Linked DNA regions of Homo sapiens: all the other regions are linked to region 1. Evidence: chromatin loops called from intact Hi-C (ENCODE). Cell type or tissue: dorsolateral prefrontal cortex. All regions are shown on one strand. Links, peaks and the distances in the headings refer to the core of each region. The heading gives the core; the rest is flanking DNA.

Region 1 (7,750 bases), core at 1,272-6,271:
CCTCTGCTCATGAAGCTTATATTCTACTCAGAGAAGATAGATAATAAAGAATGAAAAAATTGTTAAGTGCTCTGCAGAGAATTAAAATCAGCCAATGGGATAGAATCGTAACATTATCAGATCTTAATATTATCATAATCTTAATATTATGAGATTTCAAGATTTACTAGAAAGCTTCAGTAATCAAGATAGGGTTGTAATTTACAGTAAATCTTGAAATCTGTTAATATTAAGTCCCTAAACTTCATGTTTTTTTCAAAATTTTTTGGACATTTATGGAGTCAGGTCCCACAGTAATATGTATATAATGTGTATATACACACATATGAAAGACATAGATCAAATGAGCAGAAGAGAGTCCAGGAATAGACCACATATATATGGCCAAGTGATCTTCTGTATCTTTTTTAGATTATTTATAATGAACACAGCCATCGCTTCCTAAGTTGACCAATGTACTTTCATTTGTGGTTCTGTGATTAGTTCTATGACAGCAATAGTGTCACTATACTTTTTCCCTTTTCATACAATGCTTGGAAGGATTTGCACTTTTACAATAGCCTTTGTGTAGAAGAGGATATAAGTAAATATGAGTATTGTAGTGTAAGTATATAAAAATGATGGCATTGAAACATTTCTAATTTTTTTAATATTAGAAAAATCTAAGACTAAAATGTGTTTATTTTAAACATGAGACATAAAGTAAATTAAATTCTGAGCAATAATAATGTTATAAAAAAAGTTGATGATTGTTCATCAATTAATTCTTGATAAAAGTGCCAAAGCAATTCAATGGAGAAAGGATAATCTTTATAACAAATGGTGTGAAAACAATTGATATCCATGTGCAGAAAAGACCTCAAATCTTACCTCATATCTTGCATAAAAATTAACTTGATATGGATCATCATAAACATAAACATAAGAGTGAAAATTGCAAAACTTTTAGAAGAAAAATTAGAAAAAAATCTCAGTGACCTTGGGTTAGGCCAAGGAGGCTGGAGCCCAGTCAGTGAAGGAGTGAGGAACCAGTTACGATGGGGAAGTGGACAGGGCTGATCGTGTTCAGGTTTGTTTCATTTGTCAAGAATGTTTTATAAAGTGGTTGAATACCTCTAGAAAGAGGTACATGGTGTTTGGCTGTCTCTTGATTTATGTTTTAAAATGGTCATCTTGGCTGTCATTTGGAGAATGGTTCCCAGTGAGGGCCAAGTGTAAAGAGGGGGTTCGATAAGGAGGATTGACACTGTTACATGGCTGAGATGAGAGCTATTGGGGCCTTGTATCAGTGTGATATCAGTAGAGATGGAAAGAAGTGAACAGATGGAGGATATTTGCCTATCACTTTATGGTTTGCAAAAGACTTTCAGATACTTTATCTCTTTTGGTTTTACAACAATCCTTGCGAGGTAGTAAAGATATAATTCTCATTTTGCAAGTAAGGGAATTAGCCTCTGAAAATGTAGATTTGTTTCTATCCATACAGCTAGTAAATGGAAGGGCTGTGTGGGGAAACTCAGTCTTCTTGATACAGTAGAGATGTTGCTTATTCCCTACCAAATTCCCTCCCCTGGAGCCAGAAGAAATCCCACACATGAGCATCATCGCCATAGCTAAATACAGTCACACTTTTTGGCTCTTTTCTGCTATAGCTCTATTTTGGGTTAATTTACCTCGTACTGACTCTCAAACAGTTTAACAGCTATTTCAGGCATCTATTTCTGCTCAAAGATGCACTGCTCCTATTTTTGTAAGCCAGATGATGCAGAGAATAGGTAATGCGATAGGAAAATTTTGCCCCTCATAAATCACTGACTCACATCATAACAAGATTACCAGAGATCCAAATATGTACTGTCTAATGACATCTGTAAAGATGACAGCACATGATTATATTCCTCTTTGATGTTTTAATAGTATTTACACAAAATAAAGACTATTTATAAAAAAGATACAATATTTGATATTTTACAGATATTATCTCCACTATTTTTTGCAATAATGCTGATAGGCTCAAGGACGTTAATTATCCCAAATACTTAGAAAGTGCTTTGTTTCAATGTTTGAATTCAAGTCTCTAAGGCCAAAGGCCAAGTTCTTTCCACCATGATACTGTTTATTAGAAGAAAGAGTAAAACCATTATGTACTTTCCTTCTTGGCATTTAGTATTTCCATCCCAGCCAGCACCAGCAGTGGGAAGCAGGCACGATTTCCCATAATTGAATACTTTAGTAAAGAATTTACAACTCAGAAGCACCACAAAATACAGTTCTTAGACTTTCTTCTAGATCATACCTACAATAAGAATCTTTGATCTTCTGCAGGCGTGACACTTGTTTATTATTTTATTTTACATGACTCCAGCACTCCTTCTCTCTACAAATACTACATGAACAACCCTGCTATTCAGCATAAGTGAATTAAAATGAAATTTTCCCATTTGTTCTTTTTAGGGATTTTTGCAAATGCTCTGGAAATTTGCAAGACCAGTGATTTGTTGACATCAGATCTATAGCCGGTAGCATTGTCAGCTGACAGCTTTCCAAAGAAGATAGGAAGTAATCAGTGCAACCTTTGTGGAAATTTGTTTAATAAAAACCCAGAGCAACATTGAATCTATATTCAACAAGAAAGATCTAAGTCTTAATATTCATATTGAGAAACTGGTTTGGAATGTTGATAAGATAAGTTGAATATAAATTATTACCAAACATAAACCTCTTTGGGGGATTTTGCTTATTTTCATTATCAAATAATGGCAATCAGTTTAGTTTTGCTGGTCAGTGACTAACCCTAAACCTCTTAACCTAGCTGGGAATAGGATGTCAAGCTTTGGTAGTGAGAGCTAGATGGCACTATGGTGTAATTCTGTGGGGTGCCCAATTATGAAGAGTTTGTCTGATTGTGATGATAGAGGTTTCTGGAATAAGAAATTCTGCTCTTTTTTGCTCGTGTCTTCTCTAACTGCACTTCTCTAAGTGCAATATAGTACAACATAGGAAGGCTAGGAAGAAGTTTCTGGTGTAGGAAGGCTGAAGATGAGCATTGTCTTCTGTCTTGCTCATTCACTCCTGCTCTTGATTTCTTTCTGATAAGCTGTGTGTGACATGCACAGATACACACACACACACATAAACACACACACACCCTTGTTGAGACTTTTTCTTTAAAAATCAATTAGGAGTATTTCAGACAAAAGATGATTTACACTCCTTCTAACCCATGTCCCTGATTCAGCAGTTTTTCCCTCTGGTGACACAGGTGCTATTTATAGGTCATACACGAGCTGAGGCCAGAGCCTACTATGTGAACAGCTTGTACTGTGGCAAGAAGGACAATGATTGTGAAAGCTAATCATATGAATTGGGGCATTCTTGTTATACCCTACTAAAACAGGGTGGAGAAGCCAGGGGGAGAAAACATTCCAAGCACATGACATTGATCTAAGAATGTAATTCTCTGCAAGCCTAGTTGCTGAAATTTCCTGCTGAAACCTGATTTATCTAAGAGCTGCTGAAACAACCCCTTGTGTTTTACCTACTGCCTTCAGTCACCAACCAAATCCTGCCAACTCTCCCAGACCTTACTAGTGCCAGTGAGCTTTTGCGAAGGACAATATGTAACGTTTCCTTTTTTAAAAAATAAAACCCCTAACCTCTTTGTTTTTGGGACATGCTAAAGACAGTCTGCATGTATGGCCTGAATTACCATTGTTTCCTCCCCACGAAATGGCTTAATTTCAGAGATTCATCTCTATGCTTTATTTGACTTTGACAGTACTTTAGAATTGGAAGAAGACATTAGCAGTTTCTCAGTTCAACTTCCCACTACCGGATGTTTGAAGTTCATCTCCTTAATTTTGAAAAACATTTGATTTCCTGATATTTGAGTCTATTTGCAGAAGTTTAGGAAGGCTAGGAAGAAGTTTCTGGTGTAGGAAGGCTGAAGATGTCGGCCATGACTGTGCAGTCTCCTATGATAGAGCAAGACAGGATGAAACTGAAGGGCCAGGAGATTAACAAAATGGTACCTTCTAAGTGTGTGCTGCTATGTTACATGGCATCCTGTAGGGGGAGCTAAGCCATTCAACAGCTTTAGCTGTAGCATTTAAGGCAATGATATCTTTTGCGTCTCACAACTCCTCTTTCTTTACCCTCCCTCCGTAGCTTTCCAGCTGCCAGAAATGTTATAAATACGTCATCTGCCCTCGATACAAGAAGAACAGACTATTCAGAGCACAGGAAAGAGAAAGACCATGATGGAAGAGATGATTGTGTGAGGGCCTCTAGGAAAATTTCCCTTCCCTCATATTTCCCCTTCAACCTGTCTGAGGATCATAGACACCCATTCTCAGAGATAAAGTGTATTTCTGAATTGAGGCTAGTTTTACTCCATAGGAACTTGTCAAAATGTACATGTCTTTGTTCACATAGTATGACCAGGTTTCCTGCAAACAATTTAAAAGAAAATGAGAAAATAAAAAGAGGTAAGCTATTGGAGTGCTGAGAATAGTGTTCTAAAAAATAAGTGGGATTCTAGGTAATTTTTGATAGGAGGAGAAGTAATGGCTGGAAGATGTGAGTGAGGTCTGGCTGCAGGAGTAGAGGTCTAAATGAGACATCTTGGGAATCCCGGGCAACTAGAGGTTAGCTTGAAGGTGAAACATTGGGAGGGGGATTGGTATTTGTGAGGGAGGAGAGGGTCATCTGTGAGGGAGGTGATGAGGAAGTGTCAAAAATTACTTTACTTGGATCCAAGTTCTCTTGAGAATTTGTCCTGGAACCTAAGGTTCTATTCTCATCATAAATGCACTTTTAATTTTTTAGTATTTAGAAAATCCATTCCATGTAGCATTACTGTTGGGTGCCTCTTTAACATTCTTTTCTTCCGCTCTTACTTCCTCACAGACTTGGTTTTGTTAGTATAAACAACCACGTCCGGAGAGCCATGTGTCTAGGGAAGGCTGGTCCCCGGGCCAGCCCAGGGATGGAGGTTGAGGGAGTTGACAATGATGTTCCAAGCCAATCAAAGTGGTTCTACGCACTTTAGGTGTCTTTGGTTCAGGGCAAATGATAATTCTGGCCACTGAACCATGAAGAAAAGTCTGTTGGGGGCAGCTAGGAAAAGTTAACTTGCTTTAACAAAGATACAGACAGAAAATGGTTTCTTCTTCCTCTAAACATTTTCTTGTCTGGATGATGTCACGTCTGGAATTACTGTAGAATCTTGAAACCAGGAGAAAAACGAATCTGAGGGCAAAATGACCCATCCAAAATGTCAGGACACATAGAGAGAGAAAGAAATTGGATTCTAATGCTGTTAAATCAGCTGACTCTGCAGTCACCCTATCTCGAGAGTTCTTGCTTTGTGGCGTAATGAACTTTCTTTTTGCCCCAGCTTCACTGAGGCATAATTAACATAAAACTGTATATACTTAAGGTATATAACTTGAAGTTTTGATAAATGTACACATTGTGAAATGATCACCACATTCAAGCTAAGCTAATTAACATATCCATCACCCAAATAGTTTCTTTCTTTTCTTTTTCTCTTTCTTTCTTTCTTTCTTTCTTTCTCTTTCTTTCTTTCTTTCTTCCTTCCTTCCTTCCTTCCTTTCTTTCTTTTTTTCTTTCTTTCTTTTTTCTTTCTTTCTATCTTTCTTTCTTTCTCTCTTTCTTTCCTTCCTTCCTTCTTTCTTTTTCTCTCTCTTTCTTTCTTTCCCTTCCTCCCTCCCACCCACCCTTCCTTCCTTCCTTCTCTCTCTTTTTCTTTCTTTCCCTTCCTCCCTTCCTTCCTTCCTTCCTAGAGTATTTACAATGTATCTCTTAGCAAATTTCAAGTATGCAGTACAGTATTAGCTATTTTTTAAGTTTATTGAGGTAAATTTATATACATGAAAATGCATTCTTTTTTGCATAGAAGTCTGTGAGTTTAAACAAAAACATTGGAATTGTTTATCTGTTATGCATTGTTAGTGTCTTTTCTGATTAATTAAGTCATTTTATTCAGAAAATATTTATTTTGCATTAACTGTGCCAACCAGGTTCTATATAGAATTTACAATGAGACATGACATGGTCCTTTGCTTCAAGAAAATAATTATTTCCTAAAAAATATGCAAATGAAAGATGATTCTATAGTAGCACTATTTTGAAAACTAAATCTCAGAGTCTTTAGTTTCATTCGTTCAACCATTCACTCTTTTATTAAACATTTGTTGAAAGCGTATGATGTCTGTCTGCAGATATATAAAAGATAAAATCCATCTTCAAAGGGAGACAGAATTGTAAATTAAGAGTTATAATACAATAAAATGTGTTCCACTAGGAGTTTGTATAACTTTTTATCAGCACGTTAGTTATGGCACATATAAATTTCTTTGTAATCTTGTCAATCTATGCCTGCTTTTGCTATTCTCTTAGTTTATAAGAACCTTGAAGGCTTTAATAACTCATGTCTGACTCTTCTTTGTACCTCCAGAAAAACTAGCATATTGTCTTGTCTAGTAAATGCTCAAAATAAATATTTGTAGAATAAATTAAATATTTGTTGAGTAAATGAGACAAGTTTAGTAGGTCTTGAAGGAAGTGTCACATTTGTCTCTAATGCCTAGATCCTTTGACTAATGTAAGTGACTAAAGAAAAGTCAAAGGCACAACTATTTATGATAGAAAAAATTTTTACACAGAAAGTTGTCATTACCGCTATCTTTATTTTGGCCTTCCTAACCAACATTTAAGATAAATCAAGTGGTCCATCTTTAACTTTTGACAAAGGCAAATTGAGTGCCCTATCTCATTGACATTTGACCAAATAAGGATGTAATGATGTTCCATTGACCTTTATCTAGGCATAATTTGTCATATCAGCTGAATCTAGTCTTGTCAAATACTGATATATAATTTTCCATAATTCAGCATATTTTTAGAACCCTTCTCTTTCATGCTATTCATAATTTCCAACATTGTGCCCTGCAGATCTACTTGGCTTTAACACCTGGTTTTTGAGGGTGTATAATGTACTAGAACATATATAATCTGATTTAGTTCTCACAACAGCCATATAAAATTTTCAATACTCACAAATACCTATTACAAATGCTAATAATGTAAACACCATATCCCTTTCTAAACGTTACATGTACTCTTGTGTGGGCTGCATTTTTACATAGATATTTGGAGGAAAACCAAGAGATGTGGTTCAGTTAAATAGGCAGTTAATTTAAACTCCCTTGTTCTTACAGTGTGTGTTGTGTTTTGTTTACATATGAAGAACGGGACATCACAAAGGCTGGCAGATCCAAGTGAGCACTGCATGAAGGGAGAGGGCAGGTAAACTGGAGATGGAGGAATTGGCCCTAGCGCTGCACTACCAGCAATTATTTAGGGAATTTTTCTCCAAATGTATATGTTCAGAAGCTATGTAGAGAAACATGATCTCATGCATAAAAGCATTTGAGAAATGCCCTCTATTGTATCATAATGTAAAGGTTCAAAGCAGTCCTTCAGCAAAGGAATTTTGCTCAACCAAGCTTTTTCCAAACTTTACCAAAGAAATGTTGGTAGATGTATTTATATGTGCAACATTCATTCATTTCTTTATTCATACAATAGGTATTTCTGAGCACTTACTTTGTGCCGGGTCCAGACACTGGAGATTCCAGCAGATAAATCTTCATCCTCATGGCTCTTGCCGAATAGGGATATATCAAGGAACAGATTTTGGGAAACACTGGTCAAGGAGTTCTTG
Region 2 (7,750 bases), core at 1,549-6,548, 320 kb after region 1:
GGAGCAGTCTCCCTTTTTCTATTATTTGGAATAGTTTCAGAAGGAATGGTACCAGCTCCTCTTTTTACCTCTGGTAGAATTCAGCTGTGAATCCATCTGTTCCTGGGCTTTCTTTGGTTCATAGGCTATTACTTACTGCATCAATTTCAAAACTTGTTATTGGTCTATTCAGGGATTCGACTTCTTCCTGGTTTAGTCTTGGGAGGGTGTATGTGTCGAGGAATTTATCCATTTCTTCTAGATTTTCTAGTTTATTTGCATAGAGGTGTTTACAGTATTATCTGATGGTAGTTTGTATTTGTGGGATCACTGGTGATATCCCCTTTATCATTTTTTATTGTGACTATTTGATTCATCTCTCATTTCTTCTTTATTAGTCTTGCAAGGAGTCTATTTTGTTAATCTTTTCAAAAAACCACCTCCTGGATTCACTGATTTTTTTTGAAGTTTTTTTGCGTCTCTGTCTCCTTCAGTTCTGCTCTGATCTTAGTTATTTCTTGTCTTCTGTTAGCTTTTGAATTTGTTTGCTCTTGCTTCTCTAATTCTTTTTAATTGTGATGTTAGGGTGTTGATTTTAGATCTTTTCCGCTTTCTCCTGTGGGTATAATTTCCTTCTAAACACTGTTTTAGCTGTGTCCCAGAGATTCTATTATGTTGTGTCTTTGTTCTCATTGGTTTCAAACAACTTATTTCTGCCTTAATTTCATTATTTACCCCATAGTCATTCAGGAGCAGGTTGATCAGTTTCCATGCAGTTGTATGGTTTTTGAGTGAGTTTCTTAATCCTGTGTTCTAATTTGATTGCACTGTTGTCTAAGAGACTGTTATGATTTCCGTTCTTTTGCATTTGCTGAGGAGTGTTTTATTTCCAATTACGTGGTCAATTTTAGAGTAAGTGCGATGTGGTGCTGAGAAGAATGTATATTCTGTTGATTTGGGGTGGAGAGTTCTGTAGATGTCTGTTAGGTCTGCTTGGTCCAGAGCTGAGTTCAAGTCCTGAATATCCTTGTTAATTTTCTGTCTCATTGATCTGTCTAATATTGACAGTGGGGTGTTAAAGTCTCCCACTATTATTGTGTCAGAAACTAAGTCTCTTTGTAGTTCTCTAAGAACTTGCTTTATGAATCTGGGTGCTCCCTAGGAGTGTTTTTAATTCAACAGGTGTCAAAGTCTCAAGCTACTAGGATAAAACTGCCACACTTTGTTATCACCCAAATGAAAAGGGAGGATATTGGGGGCATTAAAGCTTATCTGAAACTTTGGAATCAGACAAGTCTAATATTACATTTTAGCTTCTGTCACTTAAGAGTTTTATGGGCTTGGGAAACCCACTTTTAATTTCCCTGAATCTGTATTTGCTCATCCTTAATTAGGATATCTCTTTCATGGTGTTTTAAATCAGTGATCCCCAACCTTCTTGGCACCAGGACCAGTTTTGTAGAAGACAACTTTTCCACAGATGGGCTCAGGGGATATGGTTTTGGGATGATTCAAGAACATTACATTTATTGTGCACTTTATTTCTATTATTATTACATTGCCATATATAATACAATGATTATACAACTCACCATAATGTAGAATCAATGGAAGCCCTGAACTTGTTTTCTTGCAACTAGAAGGTCCCATCTAAGGGTGATGGGAGATAGTGACAGATCATCAGATTCTCGTAAGGAGCATGTAACCTAGATCCCTTGCATGTGCAGTTCACAATAGGGTTCATGTTCCTATGAGAATCTAATGCTGCCATTGACCTAATAGAAGGTGGAGCTCATGTGGTAATGCGAGTTATGGGGAGCAGCAGTAAATACAAATGAAGCTTGGTTCACTTGCCTGCTGCTCACCTCCTGCTGTGCAGCCCCATTCCTAGCAGTCCACAGATGTGGGGTTGGGAACCTCTCTTTTAAATAAGTAAATTAAGATCATCCAATCCCAATGAAGGGCCTGGTTCATGGGTGCTTGATGGATGTTAGTTTCCTTCTTCTTTTTAATTCATCAGATGCCCCTCACATAAGTGGACCACCATAGCTGGCAGCCATTCACATTAATACTGAAAATCAATCAACCAACCAACATGCATTAAGGGCCTACTTTATGTAAGGCCCTGTGTGGGACCCCAGGGCGATATACACGACCATGTCTCCATTCAAGGAGATGTCGACCTTATTAGGGAATCAGTATGTGAACATATGAAAAACTAAATGACAATAAAAGATAGTTTATCAACACCAAAGTCATAAAACTCACCCTAATTGCCATATGACTCACTGCCCACTTTCAAGAGGTAAAGGGTCCTATAAGCTAGATTGAAATGGATGGTTTCATGCAGGCAAAGGATTTGAGAAGGGCTTTGAGAGATGGATTAGATTTAGGCAACCTGTGAGGAGGGAGAGTTGTAGTTTATTCTGAGCAAACTTTTGGATATTTCCCCCCAGTGACTTTCAAACATCTCAGGTACTTTTAGGGGAAGTGTTCTGCTAAAGACAGGCAAAGTCAGCCACGTGAACACACCACTAAACATCGCCATCTCCACCTCCTCCCCTCTGACAGCCTGCCTCCTTGCCAGGCTGCCGCCCTCCTCCTTCCCCTATCTCAACATGAGACAAAACAGCCTTTCTTTTTTTCTGGGATTATTTAGAAGCAGTTTCCCATAATTACAGTAATCTTATCTTCTTTGAATTCACCAAAATTACCCCTTTTCTTTATATTAGCACCACTGCTACATGACAGACATTATTTGTAAGCTTTGTGCCATGGTGCAATGTTGTTTTTTTAAAGTGACATCTGCTCAAATAAATTAATGTTCCTATCTAACTGACTCACTTGGTGAGAACATGTCCACATGCCAATGTGAATGCGAGGGGAGTGGGGGGAAATGCAGGAAGAGGAAAGCATCTGGAAGAATATTTTCTGGTGTTTTAGATTAAGAATAAGACTATTTTATTTCCTACAGAAAAGCAGTGGACATTAGTTGAAGCAACAGCAATGACTAATTGTCTCATAATGTCTGAAACATGCCACGTTTCAAGATGAGTGAAGATGGTCATGCTTTTCAAGTACATTTTGATGAACTTGGTGATTCTCACCGACATTTCCTTGTTCTCAACAACCTGAAAATTTCTCGGTTCATCTACCCTCCAGCTATGCCCTTCTGAAGTGAACCTCTTTGAGAAAGCGCTGAGATTCCATCTGCACCTTCCTGCATTCACAACCTGTGTTTTCACACATCCAGTGGCTTCTGCTCCCAGAAATCCATCCTCAAATGGCCCTGAGAAGTCAGAGGAGGATGTGGTTCCCTGTTAGGGTCCATTTATTCATCATTTAGTCTATTTACTGAGGTCCTACTATGTGCCAGGCCTTGGGGACACAAAGATGGTCCTACTATGTGCCAAGCCTTGGGGACACAAAGAGTTCTGTCCTCCAAGAGCTCACAGTCTTATATGGCCATGATCAAGAAAAGTACCAGGGCACCATGGGAGACTGACACTCAAAGCAGAGCACAAGGAAGGGGGTAGATAAGGCTTCTCCGAGGAAGTGACACCTGAGTGGGATGTAAAATATTCATTTCTGCTTACAAACTTCAATCATCTCACAATGACCGTTTCATAATATCCAGACTCCCTCGTCTGGATTTCCAGGCTCCGTATACACTGATCCTCTAAACATCCCTACCCCATCTCTCTCCCCACCATCATGAATCACCAGCTCCTGCTGGGAAAGCCTATTCCCTTGCTTCCCCTGCATACCCCTTTATTCTTAACTCGGGGTATTTGCTCTCTTTATTCTTAACTCTGGATCTTTGCTCATGTTTTCTGTCTAAAATGAACCATCCACTACCACCTCTACCAACACCATTAGCAATAAGTATTCAGATACACATCGGTTTCAGGGACCAGCTTATTTTCTTTATGAAACTTCCTGCAATCACCCCAGTTCTTTACGAAACTTTCTCTATCCACCTCAAACATTTTAGAGCTTCTCTGAATTTCCATAGTACTTAAGCTATAAGTATAACTTAGACAATACATGTAAAGTAATAGTTACAAACTCATAAAGCACAATGCAAGCATGAGGTGTGGCCATTATCTTAAACTGATAAGGGAAATTTTGATGTCCCTCACCAACACTAAATTTGTTTTCTTAGGCAAGTAGTTTCTTTAGCTATAAAACTGAGAAAAACATATTTACATTGCAAAACATATTTACATTACATTATTGTGAAGATTAACCAGATACATTGACATGCATACAAAATGCCTGGTTTGTCATAGGCAGCTCTTGATGGAATGGTAATAGCAGTAGGAATGTTGTTATTTCTCAAAGAGGATAAGTATATTTGTTCCTTTTTGTTCAATAGACCAGGTTAGGTGTGTGTATTAAGGTGGTAAGAGGCAGAAAATTTGTCTTATGAAAAAAGTTTATCATGAAGGATAAAAGTAAACATCCTTCAGAGCTCTGCAACTTTTATCTCAAAACTCCAAAGAGAATTATAGTATTGTAATGGTTGATGATTCCCCATTTCCTGTGTCACTGGTTCCTGGCAGGAAGACAATGGCTTGGCCCTGACACTCCCTTCCAGACTATGGGATCATTGTTCTCTAGTAGACAGTGTTTATCAAAAATGGAGGCACTTGCTGGCTGAGGGAAGTAGAGATGAAGGAGAGAGCAGAGTAGCAGCTGCTCTTTTTGGAAGGTAGTGCGTTTCTGACCCTAGAATCAAAGGGTTCTCCTGTGTGGAACTTGGATGCTGAGCCATCAGCAAAACTTGAAGAATGGTTGTCAACGTCGGACATTTTACAGCCCGCCCAGCCAGGACATTTGACAATGTCTAGAGACATTTCTGGTTGTCACAACTTAGGCAGGATGGGGGGATTCTATTGGCACCTAATGAATAGAGGCCAGGGATGCACTAAACATCGTACAATGCACAAGACAGCACCTCAACAAAGACGTTTCTGGCCCAAAATATCAACAGTGTTGAGGGTGAGAAACCCTGAGTTAGAAACAGTTGTAACCCACCATCCTAGGTTCTGCTAATCCTAGCTGAGTGATCAGAGCTCCAAACTGTTTCTCCCCTGCGTCTTCTCTAGACCAGAGTCCAGAATGACCACACTGGAATTAATTAATGGAAATCAGTCAGCAAAACTTCAAGATCTAGTACAAATGTGACTTCCTCTATGAATTCACCCTAGGTAGAGTACCCCTTCCTGTGTCAGCCAGGGTCTGACTGCCTTAACTACTTACAACTGGAGTGTTTTAATATAAAGAATTGATTCCAGGTGATGGAAAAGTTAAACCCAAACAGGATGGTGAAGCAACCTAGAGATTAACAGCCAGCAAGAAGCTATTACCACCCAAGGACTGGAAAGAAGGAAGTCAGTGTTACTAGAACCCGTGGCCAGCTGGAGCAGATCCATAAAGTGCAGTCATCACTGCAGCCACTTACAAGACAAGCAGATAGGAAGAAATGCTTCAGCTTCTCCCTTTTTCCCATTGGCTGAATCCAAGTAAGGTCACTGACAGGGAAACCTAGGAGATGCAACCTGTAAGATCAGTCCTCAAACAAAACAAGAGGAATGAAAAAAAGAGGAGGAACAGGCCAGGCACGCTGGCTCATGTCTGCAATCCCAGCACTTTAGGAGGCCAAGGCGGGCAGATCACGAGGTCAAGAGATCAAGACCATCCTGGCCAACATGGTGAAACCCCATCTCTACTAAAAATACAAAAATTAGCTGGGCGTGGTGGCACGCACCTGTAGTCCCAGCTACTCGGGAGGCTGAGGCAGGATAATCACTTGAACCCGGGAGGTGGAGGTTGCAGTGAGCTGAGATCATGCCACTGCACTCCAGCAAGGAGACTCAAGATCAACACAGTACCCAATGTACCTTGGATATGCCTCTTCTGCAGCTCTTCTGTGATAATGATGTTGTCTCATCATTATCAATTAAGTATGATTCCCTTCCCTTTACTCTCCTCCTACTGGTTGAAATACAGATGTGATGGTGGGAGCTGGAACAAACAGCCATGTTGGACCACAAGATAGAAGATGCAGTTTGAGGATGGCAGAGCAGCAAGACTGAAGGGACCTGGGTTCCTGATAATTGCAGAGCTGCAATGCTAGTCATCAGATTTTTATGTGAAAGAGAAATGAACTTTTAATGTGACTAATCAATTTCCATTTTTTTTGTTGTTGTTGTTGATTTGAGACAGAATCTCCTTCTGCTGCCCAGACTGGAGTGCAGTGTTATGATCTTGGCTCACTACAACCTACACCCACCAGGTTCAAGCTATTCTCCTGCCTCAGCCTCCCAAGTAACTGGGATTACAGGTGTGTGCCACCACACCTGGCTAATTTTTGTGTTTTTTAGTAGAGACAGGGTTTTGCCATGTTGCCCAGGCTGGTCTTGAACTCCTGACCTCAGGTGATCCTCGGCCTCCCAAAGTGTTGGGATTACAGGCATGAACCACTGCGCCCAGCCAATTTCCATTATTACTTTAGTTCCCTCTTTGCGTAGCAGCTGAAGCAAAATGCTAAATAACACAAGCCCCTTTCCTCCTGGGTCTTGATGTCTAAAGCATATTAAAGATTATCTTTCATTCATTCATTCACAATGTGGAAACTAACAAGAACAGAGACAGTGCCATGGCAACATCATATTTCAGAGGTGTCTTTTGGGCATGTAAAATGTTGCAGCAACTCTCAAATTACCTTGCTTGAGCAAATATTTAATTTGTACCTTTATATTCAAAAATAAATTTTTAGTCAGTAATTAACAGTATCAGTAGGAAAAGGGAAAAAAATGCAAAATGACAAATGAAGTGCCTTAGAACAGTGCTTCTTAAACTTCAGGATGGCAACAAAATCACCTGGAAAACTTGTTAAAACACAGACTTCTAGACCCTAAACTCGGAGATTCTGATTCAGTACGTTTGGAGTGGGGCCTAAGAATTTGCATTTCTAAGCTCCCAAATGTTGTTGATGTTGCTGGTCCCAGGACCACAGTTCAAGTGGTGTTAGTTTAGAATAGGATGCTGGAAGTATGGAGACAGTCAATGAAAACTGCCCACTGTCTTAGAAACAACCTAGACATTCTGCCTTTTAAAATCATATAAGTGAAACATATAAAAAGCTGAGGTTCCCACATTTCTGGCATGGAAACATCATTAAAGAACCAAGAGAAAAACTGACTTTAAGGTGTCTTGGATAAACTATCCAGGTGATTTGATAAAAGGGGAATTCACACATCTACAAGGACCTTGGGGGTTTCATTGGGTATGGCTGCCTGGCTGCCAGTCTGTGGTCAGTTTAGCCACAGTTTTGCCAGCCACTTCGGCCAGGGACACAGACAGTGTTCTCACAATGTGGCAATTGCAGCAGCCTATTCTAGGCAGAGGTGCCAGGGAGGATTTGGGGAGAATTGAGGAGACTTTAGATCCCTTTCAACCCATCACAAATAAGCACACAGTGTAAGTTTTTTAAAAAGCATGCTCACTATTCAAGCATGATTTCAATGCAAGTCTTCTAGCCTGCCACACTCTTCCCACTAAATTACTACCCCTGAGTACTTCCTACACAGAAACCAGTGCCAAGGAGCGTGGGTTAAAATCCAGCCTCAGTGATCTAATCCATTTCTGTGAAGTGTGTATGAGATTTCACATAGACAGTAGGGCAGAATAAGTGATTTCACAGGCCTGGAAATAAATTATTGGCTGTCTAAACATAGACACTAAATTTAGGTATCGACAGAGC
Region 3 (7,750 bases), core at 872-5,871, 160 kb after region 1:
ATATACACATATATATACACAGAGAGAGAGAGAGAAAGCCTATGTTATATTTACCACTGTATATTTACCACTATGTGTGTTATACCACTGTATGTTATATGATATACCGCTGTATGTTATATTTACCACTATATTTACCACTGTATCACCAACATCTTGCACAGTATCTGGCTTATAATAAGCATTTTAAAAATTGTCAACTAAATGAATGAATAAATAAATACATTTTTTACAAAAACTAAAACAGTCACTCAGGATGATCAAAGGTCTTTCCATCACCAAATAAATAAGTGGTAAATCTGAAACCTGAGCTCTCTGAAACCTCCTCCTCTCCTGTCTGTCTCCTATCTTCTCTTCTCCTAATACTGTCTTACCCTAGGAGATGTCATCCACATGGCTAGCCATCTATATAGTGATGACTTACAAATGTGTATTTTCAGCCCACAGCTCTCTTTCAGACCTCTGAAGTCACACCCAGTGGTCTAGTCAACATTTCCTCTTGCAGAGATTGTAAAGGTTTCAATCTTAACACCATGTGACTAATTCGGTCTCTATGATCAAAGCCTTATAAGAAAGAATGACTGGTTGACCCGACATGGACCAAGTGACCGTTCTTGTTCCCAGTGTGTTGTGGGCTAAGAAGAGATGGGCACAGAATGATGGGAACGCAGAGCGAAAGGGCCCAACTCTACCAGGAGGGGAAGATAAAAACTCCTGAAGAAATTATACAAAAATAGAATACTTACAACAGAATTCTCAACATCATTTTTCCCTGTTTGAATCCAGCAAGTCAGCCATTGGTCACTTAAGAGCACTAACCCCTCCCTGGTTTGAAGATGTTCTTGACTTTAAATACAAACATCTGATATTCCAGCTTAGACTCCTCCACAAGAACTAGAGTGTCATCCTATTTTGGCTTCCAGCTCAGTCCCTCTGCTACAAGTCTTGACTCCAGAACTCTGTGGGATAATAAAATACAAGATCATAGCTTGAAAATAGAGCGTGCATCTGGTGTGGTTTGTTGTTTTGGCTTAATTAGGACTTGCCGTTTCCTGAATTCCTGTAATCTCATTTGATGAATTGTGTTGGTTACTTGCTCTGCAGGCTTTGAGCATGTGGCACATATCAGAGGAAATGATTTCCCCTTTCTTCTTTGAAAATCATCTTCTGGTGCATTAAAAAAAGAAAGCCAATGTTTTTGGATTTCTTTAGCTGTCCATAGAATTACCAGTGCTGTGATAGACATTTACTTCTCTGGAGGAAGAAGGGCTTGGGTCCAGTGCATTCAGCTACACATTCAATTCAACAGGTTCTAATGTGCACCTACATGTGCAAGGCACAGTGGAAGTTACAGAGATGAGTAAAACATTTCTACTCTCCCAGGATTTCTCAAGCCAATTCAGGAGACAGATCCACTGACAAGTAACTAAAATGCAAGGCAGACTAGATAAAAGCTATAATAGAGATAATCATCCCTTTCATTTACTTATCTCAGTTTACTTTACAAAGAGCTTCCATACACATTACCTCATTTGATCCTCACAATGGCCCTGTGAGATAGGTGTTATTATCTTCATTTTAGAGTTATGGAAAACCAAGATTCAGAGAGGGTAAATATCTTGCCTACATTCTCACAGCTAGTAATTGGCATATAGATCTTTTGAATCCCAGTCCAGTACCATGGAAGGTCATAGGAGGGAGAGAATGACTTCAGCAGAAGCAATAAGAGAAAGTCTCATGGAGGAGGTGGGGTCTGGGTTGGGCTTCTTCCTTCTGGAATCAAAGTGAAAAGGAAAGTAATTCCAAAGACAGAATAAATATATGAGTAAAGAAATCTTATTGATGTGGAGGTGGGAGAAGAATACTAAGTAGTTTGGGTGTCTATGACTTGCCAGTTGATATAATCAAAATCCATGGAACAGATATAAACTGAGCACTATATTATGTACTTGATTTGATTTTAGAAAACTGTTTTAATTCTCAAGGATTACTCAGCCAGGGGAAAAACATACACATAAAACAAATGAGTCTAATACAAGAGCATATCTAAGTAGTAGCCCTATTGCAAAGTACAGATAAATGCCATAGGAGTAGGGTTTTATTTTTATTTATTTATATTTCATTTTACCATTATATTGATTGACTGCAGGGAAGGTAGTTTTATTATAAATGTAGAAATATTAAATTGCTCTAAAGAAATCAGTGTTTTAGGGAGACAGACATAGAGTTGGGGCTGAGAATGAGAAAGTGTTGAAAAGCTCTGAGTGAGTCAGGGCTCCCATGCTCTGTGGCCAATGAGTGTTCTCACGATGGGTGTGGACTAATGATGCTGCCTAGCAATGCTTATTGGGCTTGAAGAGGGATTGGCGGGTTTAAGGAAGATGAGGTGAGCCCTCTGTGTGAGGTGCTGAGCCGCGCTGACTCATCCCACGCCAAAAGAAGCAACCCCATTGGAAGAAGTGAAGAGAGAAAGTGGAGGAAGATTGAGCCTCTGGTGCCCAGGCAGGCAGAAGTGCAGCAGCTGGCTATCCACCGAGTCTAATGTCTTCCTGGCAGGATGCTGGCACACAGAACAACATGATTTCACTTAATTCTAACACCAAGTCTTGAAATACATTAAATGGGTATCATAAATGCATCTACAAGTAGCAAACCCTCTTAAAGGAGTTTAATAACCTACTCAGAGTCACACTTAATACCGTGACTGTTGAATTCTGCCAGAACCAGAATTCAAAACTAGATCTATTTGATCTATTTGTTAATACATATCAACTGTGTGTTAACAGAGTATCTACTTTATATTCACTTTTATCACAATTCATTAGTTTAATAAATAGTGTAGCAGACATGCTATGTGCAAATTCACAAAGTTGGGAGAAATTACAAAAAGTGTTGTAATCAGATTTGGGGAACTCAGTATGTGCATGTATGTGTGTATATTTGTTGAGGGGGTGTGTATAGACAGCAGTACCTAGGGGAGTATGTTTAGATAAAGAAGAGTTTTATTTTGGTTTTAAAATGAAAGATAACAGGCCAGGTGTGGTGGCTCATGCCTGTAGTCCCAGCACTTTGGCAAGGTGAGGTGGGTAGATCACTTGAGCCCAGGAGTTGAAGACCAGCCTTGGTAACATGGTGCAACCTTGTCTTTATAAAAAATACAAAAATTAGCAGGGTGTGGTGGCATACACCTATTGCCCCAGCTACTTGGGGTCAGGTGCTGGGGTGAGAGGATTGCTTGAGCCCAGGAGGTCAAGGCTGCAGTAAGCCATGATCCACGCCACTGCATTCCAGCCTGGGTGACAGACAAAGACTCTGTCAAAAAAAAAAAAAAAAAAAAGAAAGAAAAGAAAAAGGAAAAAGAAAGAAAGATACCAAGAGCACATTTGTGTCCCCACGGGAGTAGGCAAAGGAGAGTAAAAGAATGGTGACAGGAGGAGGGTGAAGACTAAAGGTCAAAGTTTCAAAGAAGGTCAAAGGGATGGGACCCAGAGCACAGGAGGGAAGGACGGACCCTTCCTCCACCACAGGGAAGAGAAGCAGGAGGCAATAGGAGAGATGCAGGTGCCTTTTGTGAAACTTGCAACGTCTGCCTTTACAAAACAAGGTCTGTTTTTATATGGTCTTTTTGGTCCATTTGCCATTACGCACTTTTTTTTTTTTTACAGCTTTATTGAGGCATACTTAACATAAAATATACTGTACATATTTAAAATGCACAATTTGATAAACTTTTACTTACACATACACCCCTGAAACCATTGCAACCATCGAGAGCATGAACATAACCATCAACCACCTGAGTTTTCTCATGTCCCTTTGTAATACCATCTTCCAAGCCTTCCCCAGCCCCACCCCTCCCAGGCTAACACTGATCTACTCTCTGTCACTATAGATCTATTCGCATTTTCTAGACTTTTCTATAAATGGAATCCTACCACATATACTATATTTTGTCTGGCTCCTTGTGCTTAGCATAATTCTTTTGCGATTCCTCCATGTTGTGTGTGCATCAATCGTTCATTCTTTATGTATTGCTAAAAAGTATTCCAATGTATGAATAAGCCACAATTTGTTTATTCACTCACCTGTTGAAAAATGCCTGGATCATTTTCAGTTTGTTAAATAAAACTGCTATGGACATATTCATGTACAAGTTTTTGTCCAGATATATGTTTTCATTTCTCTTGGCTAAGTACCTGAGAGTGAAATGACTGGAACATATGGTAGGTATATGTTTAACTTGGAGTAAAACTGCCAATTTTCTTCCAAAGTGGCTGTACTCTTTCATGCTTCCACCAACCACATTCTAGTTCTTCCACATCCTTGCAAGCACATGATATGAACAGTTATTTAATATTGTAACCATTCTGATAGATGTGCAATCTTATCTCACCATGATTTTAATTTGTAATTCCCAACTAATAAATAATATTGAATATATTTCATGTGCTTATTTACCATCCATGTATCTTTTGTGGTAAAATTTTGCTCAAGTCTTTTTTCCATCCTTTTTTTAAAAATTGAGTTTTAAGAGTTCTTTACATGTTCTGAATACAAGACCATTAACAGATATTTTACTTGCAAATATTTTCTCTCAGACTATGGCTTGTCTTTTCATTCTCTTAATAGTGTTTGTCACATAGTAATAGTTTTTCATTTTTATCAAGTTCAAATCATCAAATTTTTATGATTTGTGCCTTTGGTATAATATCTAAGAAATATTTGCCTTACCCAAGGGCACAATAATTTTTCTCTTTTTCTTCTTATAGGGAATTTACAGTTTTAGTTTTACATGTAGGTATATAATCCACTTTGAGTTAATTTTTGTATATGCCATAAGTTGTGAATCTAAGTTCACTGTTTTGCATAGGAATAACCAGCTATTCCAGCAGAATTTACAGGAAAAACTATTCTTTCTCCATTGAATTACCCTTTCACTTTTGTCAAAAATCAATTGATGACTGGGCACGGTGGCTCACACCTGTAATCCCAGTACTTTGGGAGGTCAAGGCAGGTGGATCACTTGAAGTCAGGAGTCCGAGACCAGCCTGGCCAGCATGTTGAAACCCGTTTCTTCTAAAAAATGCAAAAATTAGCTCGGCGTTGTGCCGGTCATCTGTAATCCCAGCTACTCAGAAGGCTGAGGCAGGAGAATCACTTGAACCCAGGAGGTGCAGGTGGCAGCGAGCCGAGATTTCAGACTGCACTCCAGCTTGGGTGACAGAGTGAGACTCCATCTCAAAAAACAACAACAACAACAAAAAACCCACAATCAATTGACTATATATGTGGCTTTACGTCTGGACGCTGTTTCAATGATCTATTTGCCTACCATTTCAGCAATGCTACTTCATCTTGATTTTCATAGCTTTAAAATAATTTTTAAAGTCAGGTAGTAGGATAAGTCCTCCAATTTTATCTTTTTCATAGTTGTATTGGCTATCCTAGGTCCTTTGAATTTTCATATAAATGTTAGAATCATCTTGACAATTTCTGCAAAAATATCTACTGGGACTTGAACGGGATCCTATGGAATCTATACACCACTTTGGGGAAAATTGACACCTTTTTTAAATTTTAGTTTGAAATAATTATTGGTTTACAGGAAGTTGCAAAGATGGTACAAAGAAATACAGATGCCCTTCAGTCTGTTTACTCAAAGGTATTTATTTGTTCAATGTGTGTGTGCAGTTCTATGCCTTTTTATCAAATGTAGGTTTGTGTAACCACTATCACAGACAAAATACAAGACTGCTCATCACCACAAAGATCTCCCTTGTGCTACTCTTTTATGCTCTTACCCACCTTCCTCTCCATCGTTCCTAGCCTCTGGCAACCACTCATCTGTTTTCCGTCTCTATAATATTTTTGTTTTAAAAATGTTATATGTGGATTATATATAACATTTATGTTATATATGGATTTATGTTATATGTGGATATATATAACATTTATATATAACCTTTGAGACTGGCTTTTTACACTTAGCATAATGCTTTTGAGATCCATCCAAGTTGTTGCATGCATCAATAGTTCATTCTTCTTCATTGCTGAGTAGCATTCCATGGTCTGGATATACCACGGTTTGTTAAACCATCCATCTATTGAGGGTTATTTTGGTTGTTTATGGTTTTTGGTCATTACAAATAAAATTGCTGTGAGCAATTGTGTACATACAGGTTTTTATACATATGTACATACTTGTTTCTCTGAAGTAAATGCCCAGGACTGTAATTTCTTTCCTTTTTTTACCTTTTTGTTGTTGTTGTTGTTGTTGTTGTTGTTGAGACAGAGTCTCGCTCTGTTGTCCAGGCTGGAGTACAGTGGCACAGTCTCATCTGACTGCAACCTCCACCTCCTGGGTTAAAGCAATTCTCCTGCCTCAGCCTCCTGAGTAGCTGGGACTACAGGTGCATGCCACCATGGCTGGCTAATTTTTGTATTTCTAACAGAGATGTGGTTTCACCATGTTGGCCAGGCTAGTCTCAAACTCCTGGCCTCAAATGATCTGCCCACCTCAGCCTCCCAAAGTGCTGGGATTACAGACATAAGCCATCACACTCAGCCACAGGATTGTAATTTCTGAGTTGTATGGTATGTGCAGGTTTAGTTTTGAATGACTTCTACTAAATTCTTTTTCAGAGAGGCTGTGACATTTTTAAATTCTTATCAGCAATGTATGAGAGGTCCAGTTTCTTTACATCTTTATCAGAATGGGGCATTGTCACTTTTTTTTTTATTATGTTAGCTATTCTGATAGGTATGTAGGAGACATACCTATCATTTTAACAATATTGTAACATTTTAACAATATTGACTCTTCCAACCCATCAATACAGTGTATCTTCATTAGGTCTTCTTTAATTTCTCTCAGGAATGTTTTTGTAGTTTTCAGTGTGCAGATATTGAATATCTTTTGTTAATTTAATTCATAGGCGTGCCACATTTTTGTTGCTATTGGAAGTATCATTTTTAATTTCAATTTTCAGTTGCTCATTGCTAGTATATAGAACTACAATTGATTTCTGTATATTACTTTTGTATCCTGCAAACTTTTTAAACTCAGTTATTAGTTCTAGTATATTTTTGTAGATTTCTTTAGATATCTACGTAGACTATCATGTTATCTGCAAATAAAAACAGTTTTACTTCTTTCTCCCCAACCTGAACACCTTTTATTTTATTTATTTCTTTCCTTATCAAACACTGACTAGAACTTCTAGTATAAGATGGAATACAAGTGGTTGATGGCAGTCATCCATGCCTTGTGGCTCATCCTAGAGTTAAAGCATTCAGTGTTTTACTGTTATTGAATTCATTGTAGGGTTATTATAGATGCCAGTTACTAGGTTTAGGAGGTTTTTTCTCCTACTACAGTGCTGAGAATTTTATAAGAAAAGAGTATTAAATTTTGTCGAAAAATTTCTCTCACCACTCATTTTACTGAGGTGGTCTGAAACCAAACTTACAATTATCACCAAGGTATGCCTATATAACAACAATAAGACAGAAAAAATTCTATCAGTACTATAAAGAATTGGGTTTAGTTGCTGCTTGCCTATGGCGACCTACATAAATCATTCTGCAACTAGATATAGTATTTGAATTGCCAATGCTATCATCACCCATTTCTGGTAAGGGTAGAGGCATGATATAGGACAGGAGAAAACCATTCTCTTTAAAAAGTTTAATTTTTAGTTCTACTCCCCAAGTTATTATAGGAGATTGATTGGCTATGCAACCCACCTAC

The links. Peaks named below come from ENCODE experiments on the same cell type or tissue, not always from the same donor. Only the 100,000 strongest peaks of a DNase experiment are listed, where the experiment ranks them.
Region 2: it touches region 1 in a loop (3-fold over the local background); 2 of 110 quality-filtered maps call a loop at or near these places.
Region 3: a loop joins it to region 1, with 2.4 times the contacts of the local background. A loop is called at or near these places in 8 of 110 quality-filtered maps.

Annotation. Positions count from the first base shown.
Region 1 is chr1:168,633,517-168,641,266 of GRCh38, forward strand. It overlaps LOC105371604 (a long non-coding RNA gene), which reads right to left. Exons shown (of 3, transcript XR_922259.3): 2 at 7,633-7,750; 3 at 4,608-5,250. Among named protein-coding and RNA genes, the nearest start is that of XCL1, 61 kb to the left of the region's middle. In dorsolateral prefrontal cortex, for the core only: CTCF peaks have their summits at 2,838 and 4,052 (motif pointing right); no DNase peak of the experiment used is centred there; H3K27ac peaks cover 593 bases.
Region 2 is chr1:168,956,217-168,963,966 of GRCh38, forward strand. All of the region lies in intron 3 of LINC00970 (long intergenic non-protein coding RNA 970), which reads right to left. Among named protein-coding and RNA genes, the nearest start is that of LINC00970, 130 kb to the right of the region's middle. In dorsolateral prefrontal cortex, for the core only: no CTCF peak of the experiment used is centred there; DNase peaks (open chromatin) are centred at 4,565 and 4,781; H3K4me3 peaks cover 464 bases; H3K27ac peaks cover 1,191 bases.
Region 3 is chr1:168,791,891-168,799,640 of GRCh38, forward strand. It overlaps LINC00626 (long intergenic non-protein coding RNA 626), which reads left to right. Exons shown (of 3, transcript NR_024160.1): 3 at 441-998. Among named protein-coding and RNA genes, the nearest start is that of LINC00626, 8.8 kb to the left of the region's middle. In dorsolateral prefrontal cortex, for the core only: no CTCF peak of the experiment used is centred there; no DNase peak of the experiment used is centred there.